2 separate regions of the Homo sapiens genome follow, and region 2 is linked to region 1. The links are chromatin loops, found by intact Hi-C in ENCODE. Cell type or tissue: mammary epithelial cell. All regions are shown on one strand.

Region 1 (8,000 bases):
TGAGGAAGCCAGGAGGTGCTGAATTCCTATCAGATAGCCACTGACTCTTAGGGCCACCACGTGACCTCCTGCTCTGCAGCGTCTCCAAGGGCAATGACATGAGGATCTGCACTCAAGTGCCACAGAACAAGCCTGAAACTACTGGCACGTCTTTATCAGTCACCACAGATGAGGCAGGAAGACGAGGCTGTGGAGGCCCAGTGCAGGCTCATTTTCCTTATCGAGAGCTCTTTACAGAGCTGTGAGTGTCCCCGGCAAGCTGATGGGTGGGTGGGTATTATTCTGAAAAAGATGCCGACAATTTTTTTCCCCACTGAAAAAATATCTCTAGACAATATGATTAGACTTGGGGAGGGAGGGATGCCACTCGTTTTAGCTTTTATGTCTTGTGCTGTGCTAAGAACACAAAATGACCTGGTTTTCAGTCATGCTCCTGTCAGGGATTTTCTCCACAATTTATGAATACTTTTCCCTTCTGCCTTTCTTCCCACCTCTTAGAAGCATGAAGCTGAAGTTCCTGTACTCTCCCTGCTCTGCCGGCACACCTGCTGGTTCTTTACTGGGAGGTCCTTAGGAAGTAGCGCTAACCACAACAGATTCGAAATGCCAACCCTGGGAGAGGGCGACACACCTGGGAGGTCACAGCTTGGATTTCGTGAGCTTGCTGACACCCTTTTAAACTACACCTCCATGGAGAGTAAACTCCAGGGGTGGCATCCTTCTTATAGGAAAAGAAGTTGTGTTTTTCCAATATCCACCTATTTCATCTCTTCTGACCTTAACTAAAAAGATGACAGTGAGGGAATTATTGATGAAACTGGGTCAGCCATTCTTAGGAAGAGCCTCTGGGCTGCCACAGGGAGCGATGGCGAGGCTCTTGGGCATGTCCTGGGGCTGGCTCTGGCCCTCTCCCCTGCCCGAGATAGTCACCACTTGAGGATGGGCCTCCATCACAGAGTGGCAGAGCTGCTCCAGTGCCCCCTGGTCCTGCATCAGTTCAAGCTGCTTTTCTGAAACAATCTGCCCTGGAGTCTTGCCTTCCCTCTTCCACAGTTCCTCAAACACCTATGGACCAGAGAAGGGAGAGGAAAGAGAAATGAGAAGTCAGCTCTTCTGCCAGCTCCATTTGCAGTGCTGTGCTGTGTGGAGCTGGGGTGGGAATGAGCAGATTCAATTAAGTCCCCACTGCCTGGGCCTGGCCCAAAGGGAAAGGGCACCTGGCTGCCCTGCCAGAGCGTTGGCTCTCCTGAGGCATCCCTGAGTGCAGGGCTGGGGAACAAGGCCAGCTAGGTGGAGTGAATGCACCTGGGGTCTCCTCCTGAGGCTGAAGTCTCCCTCAGCATAAGGTGTGAGAGGACTCGGGCCAGCCAGATGCCCTCGTGCCCAGAGGGATGGTGAGTCCTGCCCGGCTGACTCCACATGGCGGGGGGGGGCCGCGGGAGGCGTGGAGGTGCCCATCACTCATGGGCGCCTGCTGACGGGAGTCGGCGGGCCACTGATGGATCTGTCTCATGGCCGCCGAATTAATTGAGGTGACATTTTGGTGAAGGATGGGGCCACACAGCCTGCAGGAGGTAACCACGGTACTAAATAAAGTCCAGAAACAGCATGCTGGGAAAGATGACTTTAGGGAGGCAGGAAAGTAGCCCCGTAATGAAGATACAAAATGGCAAACAACTGAAAACATAAATTAGAATCCACAGGGGCCCCCTGGCCTACCACATTCATCTCCTACAGGTAGAGCCGGACCCAAATCAGACTAGGATAATGAACGCTAATGTTTGGGGCATTTTTTTTTTACTTAAAAAATGACAACAACAAATCCCCAAATTCATCAAACCTGAGAAAAAGGAAACCATTTTCAAGGAAGGCTATTTCCTAGGGTAGCTGTTTTCCTCATTTCTCTTGTCTTCTAGCGAAAGCCAGAATTGGGAGCCGGGAGGAGGGCTTCCTCTGTTGGTCTCCCACCGGTGCCACCTCCGTCCAGTCCACAGTCATGACTGAACACCCAACTTTCCCTGTTACCTTGGTGGCCGAGAACGGGCCAACCAGGAGCCATTCCTCCTGGAAAAACAGAGCTCTTCCATAATTAGCACGAACAGCAAAGCAAATAAAAGGGAGATGCTCTGAGTCTCAGCAGGGCTCAAAGTCTTCCCCAGTCTGATTCAAAAACAAACCACAAATACTTATCACTGCTGGGACAGGCACTGCGCCTTCAGCCTGGTGCCTCAGAACGTGCGCTGTGACTGTGGCCAAGGAGGTGTGCTTGGCAGGTCCTGGGTAAGCTCCCTACAGGGCACCCCTCTGCCGCTGCCCGACTGCTCAGGAAAAGCCTGGCCCTACTCTTAGAAAAATACAGAATGCACGTGCCTCCAACTCAATTCAGCAGATATGTACGTGGCCTGACAATGAGGAAACCATTGGGAGAAAGGGGGCACAGAAGCGGGAAGAAACTTCCTCACTCTCAACATGCTTATCAGTGGAGTGCTGCCAGCAGAAGCACTGGGGACCTGGATGGCGTTCCATGGAGCTGCCCTGTAAGTCGGAGGAGTCCATCTGCCCCCTTTCTCTGACACGTTTATTTTTTGAACTAGGACTTAAATTTTAAAAATCATTTTCTAATAATAAAAGTTAATACACATTCACTGCAGAAAATATAAGGAAATACAGGAGAGATCAAAAGAGATCACCGGAATTCCCATTTTCTCAAGAAAACCAATGTTAATATTTTGGTGTTTTTTCTTCCCATCTTTTTCTTTCTGTTTTGTAACATACTTGGGATCATAACGTATATTCAGTTTGTGTCCTGCTTTCTTTCATTTAGCACAGAAGTACTTTCTTAATAAAAAGATCTAGCTAGTATCCATCAGATGTATTTATCATAATTTATCCCCTCCTCGTAGATATCTAGACTTTGACCAGTGTTGATTTTGTTCATCTGCACAGACTCCCAAAAAAGCTCCTAGCTGAAAACCTGGCTCAAAACAGAAACCACCTGTAAGGACTTGCTCGTGAAAAATCTACGCAGCAGTTCCCTCCAGGAAAACCAGGCGGACGAGCAGCCTGTGCCTGGAAGTAGGCGGGGCCCCTCCTGGGTCTGCGTCTGCAGACACAGACCAGGGAGCGATTTCTCAGCGCCTGTGGTAGCTGCTGCGGTGGGAAGCACACGGCAGACCCTGAGCAGGCTGGCCAGTGAGCCAGCCTCTTTCTGACGGGACCCACAGCTCGAATGTTGGCTGGATTTGCCTGGGCCAAAATAAGCGGAAGAGTGGCAGAGTGCTTGGGGATCACTTCCAATCACACCATTCAGAAGGAGAAGCAGTGCACCTCTAGGACAGATGCCTTCAAACGAAGAGGCTGGCTGCTCCCCGAGAAGGAGGGCCAGGCGGGGTGGTACCAAGCAGTGCCGCTAGAGAAACATCATTCAGCAGCCTCCTGGAACACATGGGAGCCCGGTGGCTGAAATGTCCTTTCCTCCCAGAGTTAGAATACATAATGTTAGTTAACTCCACAAATTAGTGCAGTGGCCATGACAGTCGAGGCCCCCAGTCCCCAGTCCCCTAGGCTTATACAACAGACGCCGGTTGTCCCATCCTTTGCTCAATCCTATTTAAGACGAGGATTGTGCACTCCTGGCTGGAGTCCAGGAGGGTGGGAGCCACTGGGTGGTAGTGGAGCGGCCCTGTCTCCAGGCCAGACTCTCCTGCTCCTGGCCCTCTTGACGCTCACAGAGTGGCCTCTGTGGCTGCCGAGCCCTGTGCTGCAGCATAAATCCTCAGCTTTTGTCTGTGTTTAATCCCACCCTGAGAAGTGATATCCAAGTGCAACTGTTTCCAGCCAGGAGCGCAGCTCCCAGGCCCTGCTGCTGCCTACCCAAGACAAACAGATGTAACAAGGAATTTCTAGCACAGTGCTGGTCCTCTGTGTTAATAAATGGCCGACCAGGAGTACTGGGTAATGCAAGCTGGGAACTCCCCATCACACACAGACACTGGAGCCGGCTCTGACACATGGGGCAGAGACTCGGCCTTTGGTTCCCTGAGGACTGAATTTACACACCCTCTTAGTTGCCACCCAACTGTTTCTAGCTAAAGCTATTTTTGAAGTATCCTGAAGGAAAGCACACAAGACTCTAGCCTCTCCCTGCCTGTCCTGGGTTTCCAAGGTCAGGATATGGTGGAAAGACCTGTTCAAGGGACATGGCATGGAGGGAGCTGTCACAGTTACAGAGAAGGGAGCCCCCTTTTTGGTCAAAGGCAAGTATTGTGAAAGGTTACTTTTCTAGAAAGGCACAAACATCAACCCAAGCCCCTAATAAAGCGGGGCCCAGTAAACTGTGCAGATAACTGAAGCACTAAAGAGAGAAAAAGACATCTAGTCATTTGTAATACAGCTTTGGTGCATGATATATAACATTTTGTACATTAAAAGGTTTTTGGCGATTTCTCTTTAAAGCAGACCACAAAGTAGACAAGAGATTGGTTATTATGGAACACTTGTGTGTTAAACGCGATTTCCATCTCTGCGGCACCCAATTCCAGAAACGTTAACTGGACAATCCTCAGGGGATGGTGGATCATCTGCATCTGTTTCCAGACGTGCATGAAGGATCTCCTTCGTACACCTACACAACCCATGCGATTTCCCTTGAACCATGACTAACCAGCTGTCTGGACGACATCCAGGGCGAGTCACAAGAGGCTTGGGAATCCTGGGAGGCTGTTTTCAGGTTAGCTGTAACTCTGACAGTTTGGGAGTCTGATGTGTCCAAGCTGACCCTGTCTTTAGTGAGGGGAGGAGACGGGGTGCCACCTGCCACTTCAATACACAGCCTGGGTCTTGTGAGGGGCACACGGGGTGCTTTTGTCTACAGTTCCCAGGAGATAACTGCTCATGATGATATATAATTTCCCAGCTTCTATTTCTGATTCTGAAGAACAAGGCTGCTTTGTGGCAGCAACCTCTTAACTCCCCTGGCTCTGGGGTGCTGAAGGGATGAGGTTTGTAAATGTCGGGAGCACTGGCAGGACACCTGGGAGGAGGGTGCAGTGAAAGGCAGAAGGAATGAAGATAATGCACAAGGAAGTGGGTGAGAGACAGGCAGAGAAAGGCAGATTCATAACCAATTAGAGCACAAAGTGGGAGGTTCTTTGGAATTCGGAATTCTGCTCTCAGGACATGATTCTTCTTTCTGTGTGTCTGTCATCCCTAGGAGTCAGTCACTCAGTCACCTTTCTTCCTTATCCCCTGGTCATCTATCTAATCACTTATTGGAGCCTCTTCCAGTTCTGCCAGAGGCAACACCAATAACCAGTAGGATCAGAGAGTCTCTGTTCTGGCTCACAGCTTTCTAAAACCCAAGCCATGCTTGGACTCTTCTATTAAATTTGGAAAAAAATATCTGTAACACATTTTTCTTTTTTAAAAAAGTACACTATAAAAATAAGATACAAAAATATTCTCAACAGATTATGGAAATGCAAATCAAATCCTCCCTGATACGACTTCACACCCACTAGGACGGCTATAGAATCAAAAAGATGGACAATAACAAGTGCTGGTGAGGACATGGAGCAACTGGAACCCTTGCACACTAACAGGTGAGACTGTAAGATGGTGCGGCCATTTTAGAATACAGTCTGGCACTTCCTCATTATATGAATGAAACACAGCATTACCATATGACCCAGAAATTCCATTCCTATAGGTATACATCCAGCCTGTGTGCAAAAACTTGTACATGAATGTTTAAGGCTGCATTATTCCTAATAGCCAAAATGTGGAAACAACTCAAATGTCCATCAACTGATGAATGGACAGACAAAATGGAATGTGTCCGTACAATGGTGAAGGGGCTTGGCAGACGAGCAGCCCCATTTAGCCCTAAAAAGGCGTGAAGGACTGATGCGTGCCGCAACACAGATGTACTTTTCATAAAATGTCCAGATAAAATAAAAATAAATAAATAATACAAAGTCAATAAATACATAAAATATCCAGATAAAATGCTTGACACTATATAATTAATAATAAGAAATAAACTAAAAAAAAGTACACCATAACTTCAGTTTTTGAAAGTCTTTATTGCTATCTTTCCTTCCTCCCTCCTCCTCCTTCTTCCTTCATGATGTTCATCTGATATTAAAGGTAGTTATTTCAAGGTGGTAGAACCTGAGAATCTTTGTTTTTCTACATTACTTATATTTTTTTATGATCAACATATATTACTTTCCCCCAGAAAATCAGTAATTTCCTAAAAACAGAAAAAAAAGGTAGAAAAACAAAAAAAACCCCAAGGCAATGATACATCACGGGGACCCCCTTAAGCAACACACACTAGACACCCTTCTAGCCAGGCTTGTATTTTCGCTTGACTGCCTCACAGAAGTCCCCTCCTTTAAACATGCTGGAAGCTGATAAAATCTGAAAGCGTCCCTACATCTGAACCCAGCTGTCAGCTTCCAACATTTTCCATTTCTTCTTACTGGAACTATCTTATTCACCGCACTAGGTATTTTGTTCTGTTGTGTTGTGGGGCAGGATGAGTAGGAAAAGGGGAAGGTTTTTCCCTTCTTTCATTTCACGTGCAATAATTCAATGTGTTCTTCTCTCTCTCTCTCTCTCTCTACATATATATATAGTGCTTTTTCTGCCCTCAGGCCATCTAAACTTCCTGCAACTGCTCAGCATTGTCATAAACATTTGTATTCCCCTGACATCCAGACAAGCAAGAGCCTTTCCTAAACGCGGTGAGGTCCCTGTAGTTGACAGCCTCACTCGAGGTGGGTAAACAGAGCTTTTATTAGTCCCGTCTCCAGTTCCACAGCACCCAGCCCGGTGCGTGCACTATGGTGCCTCATAATTATCCCAAAGCAGCCACTTTCCCCAAGCCTCCCTTTGTAACCTGCCACTACTGTCGGTGCAGATAAACGTTACATGCAAAAGGCACCATTAAAATAACATTAAACTTCTGGCTGAAGCATTGACAGCTGCGATCACTGAAGCTGAGATGAGGCAGCCACCTTGGTGTTCTTGATCTTTCTGGTTATGTGTTTTTTTTGTTTTTGTTTTTGTTTTTTGAGACGGAGTCTCGCTCTGTCACTCAGGCTGGAGTGCAGTGGCACAATGATCTCAGCTCACTGCAACCTCCACCTCCCTAATTGAAGTGATTCTCCTGTATCAGCCTCCCAAGTAGCTGGGATTACAGGTGCCCGCTGCCACACTCAGCTAATTTCTGTATTTTTAGTAGAGACGGGGTTTTGCCATGTTGACCAGGCTGGTCTCAAACTCCTGACCTCGTGATCCACCCGCCTCAGCCTACCAAAGTGCTGGGATTACAGGCGTGAGCCACTGTGCCCGGCCCTCTGGGTATGTATTTGTAAGAATCTTCTGAATTCCACGAGTCTGTCAACTGCCTAGCACTTAGGCAGAGGTATAGACAGACAAAAGGCTGCTTAGGATGATGCTATTTTTCTGAGTTTTCACACACCGGGCATGTCTGTAACATTTTATCTACAAAGTGCAGAGTCTGACTTCACCCTCCTTGTTGAGGACAGACTCTCTGAGGGCAACCATGCAGCAGGGACAAGGGAGCCCTGGGACTGGCTGGGAGGCGGTGTGGGGGCGGGACAAGAGCCCCAGCAGGCTGAGAGCTGAGCTGAGGCTGCCTTGGGCACGAGGGAAAGTTCTCAGGTGTAAAAGGGCTACAGGAGACATGTCAGGCGGAGATGTTCAGGGCAAGACCAGACAATAACTATTTCCCCAGGTTAGCGGTGATGACGAGAAGCAAACTGCCTGCATTGCACATATTGGCTTCATACGCTTGCTAAATAAAATGTTTCTACCTTTCAGCATTAAAAACACCACTACTGGCATTTAATACTTCCATGATGAAAGTCACTCAGTGATGGCATTTGGGTGTCACAGAAAACATTTCTTGGGACAGTAGCACAGTCAGAAGCTGTCGGGAGTGTGGACATACCTGTTTAGCTGCTGATGAA
Region 2 (8,000 bases), 67 kb after region 1:
AATTCAAAATGCTATTGACAATCACATATTATTGCCTGTCTGCATTTCCTAAGAAAGCTGCAAAGCATGACAAAGACCCTTGATTGATTACGCTTCTTGCTTCTATAATTGTAAAAGGAGATACGTGCATAAAAATTTAGAATAGAATATTTTAAGGCTCCCAGAAGCACTAATGCCTTTTGATTCCCAGTTATTCTCCCTGCCTCAGCTCCAGTCCTTATTATAATGATGTACCCAGTGGTGAAAGGCTGGGGAACACAAAGGCTCACTAGCAAGAATCCTCTGCCATGAGGAACAGAATGCTCTTCAGAGGAGCCCAGCCTGACTACCTACCCATGCCAGAATCACCAAGCCTACGTTTGTCATCTCTGGTATGCCAATGGCAAAATGACCTCCTAACTTTGCCAAGATTTTTAAAAGAGCTGAGGAAAAAAACTCCCCAAGATGCCGCAGCGTAGAAAATAGCCAACTCTCCCCACAATGTTACATGTGAAGCCGCAAACACACATAAAAATGGCCAAGAGAGGCCAAGCCAATGGCCTCAGATGACAAGTGCATCTACTTGCAGTATAAACAAAGAATTCCGCAAGACTCACCCAAAAACAGCTTCTCACATCTATGCCCAGACATGATGTGACACTGGCTTCATGCTTTTGAGGGCACAATTTGGGCAACGGTCATTCCCCTGCCCCTAGGTTTCCATGTGACAGGACTTTGCTTTCTACTCTGTATTCTCTTGTCCCCAAAAGAGTGACTTTTGTGACAAGTGACTTTGGGAAATGGAACCACATGAGTGGGTTGGCCCCATGGCTGAGCATTCCTATAGAAGCTTATAGTATAAATTATCAGGAGAAAGCCTGCATGAGTTCTTCCTAATCAACATGCCCACAATGATGGGACAGTCAGCTCTACTCTGGCGACATGATAAGCTTTCTGCAGAAGCAAGTTCGTCCTCTACAAGTGAAAAGCCTGCAGTTTTGGAAAGCTGAGTTCAACAGAGGCAGCAAGTACTAAAAAGCATATGGCTAAACATCACGTTGCATTTTTCAATCAAGCTATTATCTGTAATAAAGCTGGTATGTTCATTTCCATCTGTCTGACTTCTGTGCTGATTTCTCAGTTGGTTCTGACTCAAGACAGGAAGCGAGTATTATTTTTATTGACCCACTAAAACTACACAATATCTTCCTAGAAACTCTTTCCTAGTACAGTCGTGCATCACTTACCAATGGAGATATGTTCTGAGAAATGCCTTGTTAGGAGACTTTGCTGTTGCATGAACATCGTAAGAGTGTACTCATACAAACCTGGATGGGACAGCCCTCTACACACCTAGGCTACAGGGTATAGCCTATGGCTCCTACGCTACTAACCTGTACAGCATGTTATGTACTGAATACTGTAGGCAACTGTAACACAACAGTAAGTATTTGTGTATCTAAACATATTGTCATGTATTATGCCATGATGACAAGATGGCTATGACATCACCAGGCCATAGGAATTTTTCAGCTCCACTGTAATTTTATGGGACCACCATCATATATGTAGTCTGTTGTTACCAAAATGTCATTATGCAGTACATGATGTACTCATAAAAACCATCTAGCAATCCCCGCAGCATCACCGATGATGCCACAAAGCAGAAGAAACCCAAGAGGGCAGCTGCCATGGCCAGGCATGTATTGCCTTTGCAGGAAGAGCTTTGCCAGGCCTGCCGTAATTTGTTAAGTTCGGGAACTGTCCATGGAAGAAAAATGAATGGTACCCAGCTGCATGATTTCAGGCTGCGTTTTTATTATAGGCTTCTAGTATAAATCACCAGAACAAAGCCTGTATGAACTACTCGAATGGCAGAGACAAAAATAGTGTCACAGAACACTGTTAGGTTTTTTTTTTGGACTACTACATATTTATATCACCAAAAGACTCCTAAGCTTTTGTACTCTCAGGCATCTTTGGTAATGTGTTCATACTTTATTTTCTGCACACTCCTACCTCTCTTTCCAGTACAGGAGTGCCCCCTTATCCATGAGGGATAGGTTCCAAGACCCCTGGGGGATGCCTGAGACCTCGGATGGTACCAAGTCCGATATAGACTATTTTTTTTCCTATCCATAGGTATGTATGATGAAGTTTAATTTATAAATTATGCACAGCAAGAGATTAACAACAATAATAAAAAAGAACAATATACTGTAATCAAAGTTATATGAATGTGGTCTCTCTCAAAATATCTTATTCTCCTGTACTGAGGGTAACTGAAACTACACAAAGGGAAACTACAGATAAGGGAGTACTATTGTATTACAGATTTTTGGTTGCAGTAGTGTACAAAATTCATTTTGAACAGTTAATAATTCTAAGTATAACACTGCCTTCTCTAATAAGGGCTTATTATTTTGCTCCATATCTCATCCATGTGCATATTTTTGAGGGAAAACAAACCAATAAAAGGATGTGGAAATGGGAGAAAAGGCTTTCCCAAACAATACTGGCAGTTTCTTGCTCAGGAATGAATTTGTGGGGAGATGAGCAAGCTGCCTGGAGACTTCCATTACTAGGAAAGGAACATCAAGCTCCTAAGAAACACTGCTGAGTCAGGGAGATGCTCTGCAGACCCAGAAGATTCACCCAGGGGGAGGCCAGACGAGGTCCCTCAGGTTCGCCAAGGCTCAGGTGGAGAGGAAAGCGAACTCTCAATTTCCTCATTGATTTCTCCCACTAGAGCCAGCTGCTCCTGTCAACACCATCATATTGCTTTTTGTTGTTCTTTAGGAGGAGTGAGATGGCATCATCATTTCTACACAAAGGTTAAGGGAATCATTTTATTAAGGATGAAGCTTTTTTTGGGAAAATGATCATCTTTAAAGGCAATAAGTGAGAGAGTGCATCCTTGCACATCTAGCGGGAATTTGGAAAGAGCTCAGTCACCTGATCTGTGTCTGTGATGAGAGGACAGATAAAAGGTACTGGGATGTGCACCAACCTTGGCCCTAACTAGTGTGAACTGCAATACATACACAACAACACAGAAGAATTACAATGGGAAGGGAGGGATATGGTTTTTTTTTTTTTTTTGAGACGGAGTCTTGCTCTTTCGCCCAGGCCGGAGTGCAGTGGCGCTATCTCGGCTCACTGCAAGCTCTGCATCCCCGGTCCATGCCATTCTTCTGCCTCAGCCTCCTGAGTAGCTGGGACTACAGGCGCCCGCCATCGCACCCGGCTAATTTCTTGTATTTTTAGTAGAGACGGCATTTCACCGTGTTAACCAGGATGGTCTCGATCTCCTGACCTCGTGATCCGCCTGCCTTGGCCTCCCAAAGTGCTGGGATTACAGGCGTGAGCCACCGCACCCGGCTGGGAGGGATATCTTAATGGGACAGGGCAAGGGGGCCAGAGAAAGGTTAAAGGTGCCTTCCCTGCTCCATTCTGAGTCACCCATATTCACAGCCTTTGTTTCATCCCCTCCCTTCTATAAGGTTTCAACCTTAATAAAGTTTCAGCCAGATTATAGATTTTGGTGGGTGGCAATGGGACAGGGGGTATGGGAGTCTGCCCTAAGAATTGATAGTCTGCTCTCAGACAGGCTTGGGGTCAGATGTACTAACTCTGTGGTCCAGAAGCCCCCAAGCTAAGAGGTAAATATGGAAAATGGCCCTGGCTTAGACCTGGAGCATCAGGCAAAAGCCAATGCAAAAGTGCTTTAAAGAGATGCACTCTCAACAAGATCCCACAAATAAAGCCCTGTCAGATATGGCTTCATAATAAAAAAATTACAAAATACACCAGAGAATCATCTACTGCCAGCCAGAATCAGCAGTCAAGCAAAAAGCATAATAAGATCACCCAAGAACTTCAGGTAATGGAATTACTGAATACAGACTATAAAATAAGTAGCTGTAAAATTATGAAAGAAATAAAGAACTGAATACATGAAAAAGGAACAAGTTATTTTCAAAAGGCTAGAGAAATTTAAAAGAGAAAAACAGAATTTCTGTAATTGAAAGATCTAGTGAACTAAAAACCTCAATGGATATGTAAAAGAGTGAATATTATAAAGAAAATTAGTGAACTAGAAGTCAGTGTAGAGAAAACTGGCCAGAATGAAGCCTAGAGAAAAGATCCTAAAAGAATTTTCCCATGACCGCTATTTGCATCGTGATCAACATACAGCTAAGAGCTGCCCATAGACAGGCCTGCTTTCTTCATGGTGAGTCTGGGGAAATCCGATGCACAGGGCCCTGAATTGGAGGCTAATTAGGTGAGATTTCCTTTATCCATTTCTTCTTCTGACTCAACATTCTTGTCTTTGCTCTCTCCCTAGGTTTAGATCTCACACCTAGAGGGCATCATAACACATGGTGCATACAACCAGCATCAGTGCTGTGTAGTCAGTGCCTCTGTATGTGTATAAGCATGTGGACATACATCTATAAACATATTACACACACATCTGTTAATGAGATTAATGTTTTTGGATGTATACTCATATATACATATCTGTAAAATAATAGCCACCTACATAAATCTGACTTCCAGCAACTTCAACTATAGTGGAACAGGTTGAGAGCTAATCACTGAACTGGAAGTGAGAAACTTTGGTTCTAATCTGAATGGAATGTTAAGAAATTGTGTGACCATGGGTAAGTCCCAACAGCAGTTCTCTCATCTGTAAATTAAAAGGACTGAACTGAATGATTTTCAGGACCTCTTCCTATTCTATTGTCACATGGTGATGCTAAATAGCTTTCATAGCATCCATGTACTTTCTTTTGTAGGACAGGTTTCTACTCAGAGCTTTGTTCTTATTTATATTTACAAAAGTGATAATCTGACTTTGTGAACTAATCAGAAATAATCATTGAGAAGTGAAAAATGAGCAAGAAGGGATTCCTAGAGCCAAATATACTGACAGCAGCTTTAAAAACCCAGTGAGGAACACATAACCATAAAAGCAGGGAAAAACACTGTAATATGAAACCTAAAAACAATGGCTATCTTTAGCCATTTACTGTAGGATCAAAAAGCTTTACACACCTCAATAGACCTTGAAGCCACCATTATAACACTGAGCAATAACTGATGTTGCTGATAAGCTTGGGTAATCAAGAAAAGGTTGTCTTATGTTCAGCCAGGACAAGAGACCCATAAAGAAGTTTAAAAAATAGCTAAAGGGTTTTAGACAGGAAAATCCTTTTATATGGATGCCTCGTGTGTGTACGCACGTGTATGTACGTGTATGCAAGTATATAGGGAAATATTTACAAGGGGTGCTATACACATGTTCTATGCAAGGTACTGTCAAGTAGCCCAAGAAAGATCCATGAATTGCTCTTTAGAAGCGTATAATCAAACACAGAAATCCTTATAAACAACATACATAAAACATAAAAAGATGTTCAGTCAACTGTATGAAACAAATACATATTGATAGAAAGTAGAGGCCAGGCATGGTGGCTCATGCCTATAATCCCACTTTGCGAGGTGGAGGCAGGAGGACTCCTTGAACCCAGGAGTTAGAAACTAGCCTGAGCAACATGGTGGGGCCCTGTCTCTAAAAAAAATAAAAATAAAAATAGTAGAAGCATTATTATTAATATGGTTAGGTTTCAGGTGGGGAATATTGCATGCAAAGCTGGTAGAGAGGTAGGGAAGTGAAAATTGCTGTGAAGAGAGAGGCTTTCAAGAACCCACTGAAAGTTAGAAAAAGATCTATGGCAGGGAAGGAGTCAAATGCTTCCCACAGGGAGGGAGGTGAGATCATGCTGCCTCCTGAACATGAAAGTCATCATTGTCATGAGTCACTGAGTTCATGGGAGACATCCGGTTAACTAAGTTATAAGGCAGGTTTAGACCATCAGCAGAGTAAAAGCTGAAAAGGAACATTCCACATTTGTGGGTATGAGCTCACAGACACATACCTCCTTTAGGGTGACAAGGGTCACTATACAAAACACCTAATCCCTGCAACACCTCACTCTCAAAAGCATGGAGGATAACTATAGAAGTGATTTGCAGAGTGACTGGCAAGAAGCAAGTCTGAGTATACAACATAATTATAAATCTTTCAGATTACATTAAAGCAAATCATTGAAATGGAAAGAAATTTCATAGAAAATGGTCACATTTTGTCTTCTTAAATAGCTAAACATCATCTAAGTGTGAATGGACGGAGAGATAAATGTAGATCTGATTATAAATGTACGTATTTAAAGACTTTTCCCTAATGATGCTATCTTCAATTTCTGTTTCATTTCTACATTTTGAGTTAAAAACAACTTTTATAATTATGTTTAGAATTAAGAGCCAGAAAAGCATTTCAGAAAGCCTGATGCTCCCTAGACTAGTCAAGGGTTTCTAAATCTAGCAGGTTCTTCAAAACAAAAGTTATCACCAATATCTTCTATGTTCAGAGTCGGAATGCTGCAGATTTACCTAGCTTGAACGAAATCTGTCATAAGGAATCTAAAAAATAAATTAATTCCAAAGTACTTTAGAAAAGCGTTCACATCACTATTTCTTCAGGGAGGCAAGACCCCTTCTGCTGCAATGTGCATACATATGTTCCAGAAGGAATCTCTAGCAGAAAGCACAGCATTTGCATTGTTTGTTAGTTCCCAGAGGGCAGGCATCACATCATATTTATTCACATCATATTTCTTCCCCTCTTCATTCCCCTTATTCTGGCTAATAATAGTATGCACTCTTGTGAATAAAAGAAAGTTTTGTAAAATGTAGTAAACAACATTCCTGTTTTCATTCCATAGCTTCCAGGGCCAATTCTAAATACCTTTGATATGGAAAGCCCTGAATGCTTTTTTAAACAGGCTGATCCTGAGAAAAGAGGAGAATATTCTTGCATACATGTGTGAAAAACAGCTTTTATGGTCTTTTCCCCAGTTCTGGAGACAAGAGGCATTCACAGTTGCTAGGGAGTTCTATGTTACATACAGATAAGAGCTTTCAGACAAGCAAAACAAGAGCAGAGCTTCTCATTTCTTATTAAATGAATTGTAGTGCAGCCTGATTATCAGGAGTTATCTACTGTGCCACACTGAGCATTCCTACCAGCCAGCTACGGCAGAGGCAACGGTGTCCTCTCCCCTTTCCCCTGCGTGGGAACTGACACCAGGAGAGGGCAAGCATTTCCGATGACAAAAAGTGAGTGTGTGTGTATGTGTAAACATGGGTTTGCACATGCATAAATTTCAAACAAACTTGATTCTTTGCTGAAATCTCACCATTACTGGAAATATTACTTGGCCAATTATGAAACAGACTTGTAAAGCCCATGACATTTTACCAAACAAATATATTTTCTTTCTTATTTTTCTTCCCATTTCACAACCATATACAAAGTATTACAAGTAGAAAAATTGGAATGGTATTGTTAAATAGGAAATAACTAACTTTAAGCAAACAACCTAAGATCCTGTCTATAGATCTATAGGTGAATAATTACTTAATAAATTAAGGAAGACTTGGCACCACAGTAAAGAGATTTTACTAGGTCCAAATAATGAGTGAAGCTGAATCCCTACTAATAAAAACAAAGAATGCTGTCCTTAGTGTAGCTGTAATCCTGCCTATAAGCAGTGAAATGGGCTGGCTGACCTTTTCATCCTCAAGATTTATGATGGGCTTCCATAAAATCCTAAAACTGAGGGAAAATAAGAAAATAAAAAGATCCTAAAAAACATTCAGAATAAGGGTTACTAATCAGAACGGGGAGGGGGTTGGTCAAGACAGCAGGTGTGCTCCAGACATGCTGGGGAACAGGGAGATGGAGGCAGGAGGCAGAAATGAAGTATTCTATTTATACACACATACATTTATATATACATATAAATTTACAAATACACAGATGTGTACATGCCCAGAGCCAAGCTCAAAGCAAGCAAGAAAATCCCCTGGGGCCGCAGAAGTAATGGTAGTTTAAAGCCATGTGACACCAGGGGTAACCACAAGAGACAGGACAACACATTTTCTACTCACTT

Evidence for each region. Peaks named below come from ENCODE experiments on the same cell type or tissue, not always from the same donor. Only the 100,000 strongest peaks of a DNase experiment are listed, where the experiment ranks them.
Region 2: it touches region 1 in a loop (2.3-fold over the local background); 1 of 110 quality-filtered maps calls a loop at or near these places.

What each region holds. Positions count from the first base shown.
Region 1 is chr4:151,671,832-151,679,831 of GRCh38, forward strand. It overlaps GATB (glutamyl-tRNA amidotransferase subunit B), which reads right to left. Exons shown (of 13, transcript NM_004564.3): 11 at 7,982-8,000; 12 at 931-1,065. It overlaps LOC107986197 (a long non-coding RNA gene), which reads left to right. Exons shown (of 2, transcript XR_001741447.3): 1 at 1-4,729; 2 at 5,469-6,059. Among named protein-coding and RNA genes, the nearest start is that of GATB, 85 kb to the right of the region's middle. RefSeq lists an enhancer at 716-1,515. In mammary epithelial cell, CTCF peaks have their summits at 3,052 and 4,547; DNase peaks (open chromatin) are centred at 3,060 and 4,680; H3K4me3 peaks cover 460 bases; H3K27ac peaks cover 900 bases.
Region 2 is chr4:151,739,026-151,747,025 of GRCh38, forward strand. All of the region lies in intron 2 of GATB (glutamyl-tRNA amidotransferase subunit B), which reads right to left. Among named protein-coding and RNA genes, the nearest start is that of GATB, 18 kb to the right of the region's middle. In mammary epithelial cell, a CTCF peak has its summit at 4,356; a DNase peak (open chromatin) is centred at 5,826; H3K27ac peaks cover 3,616 bases.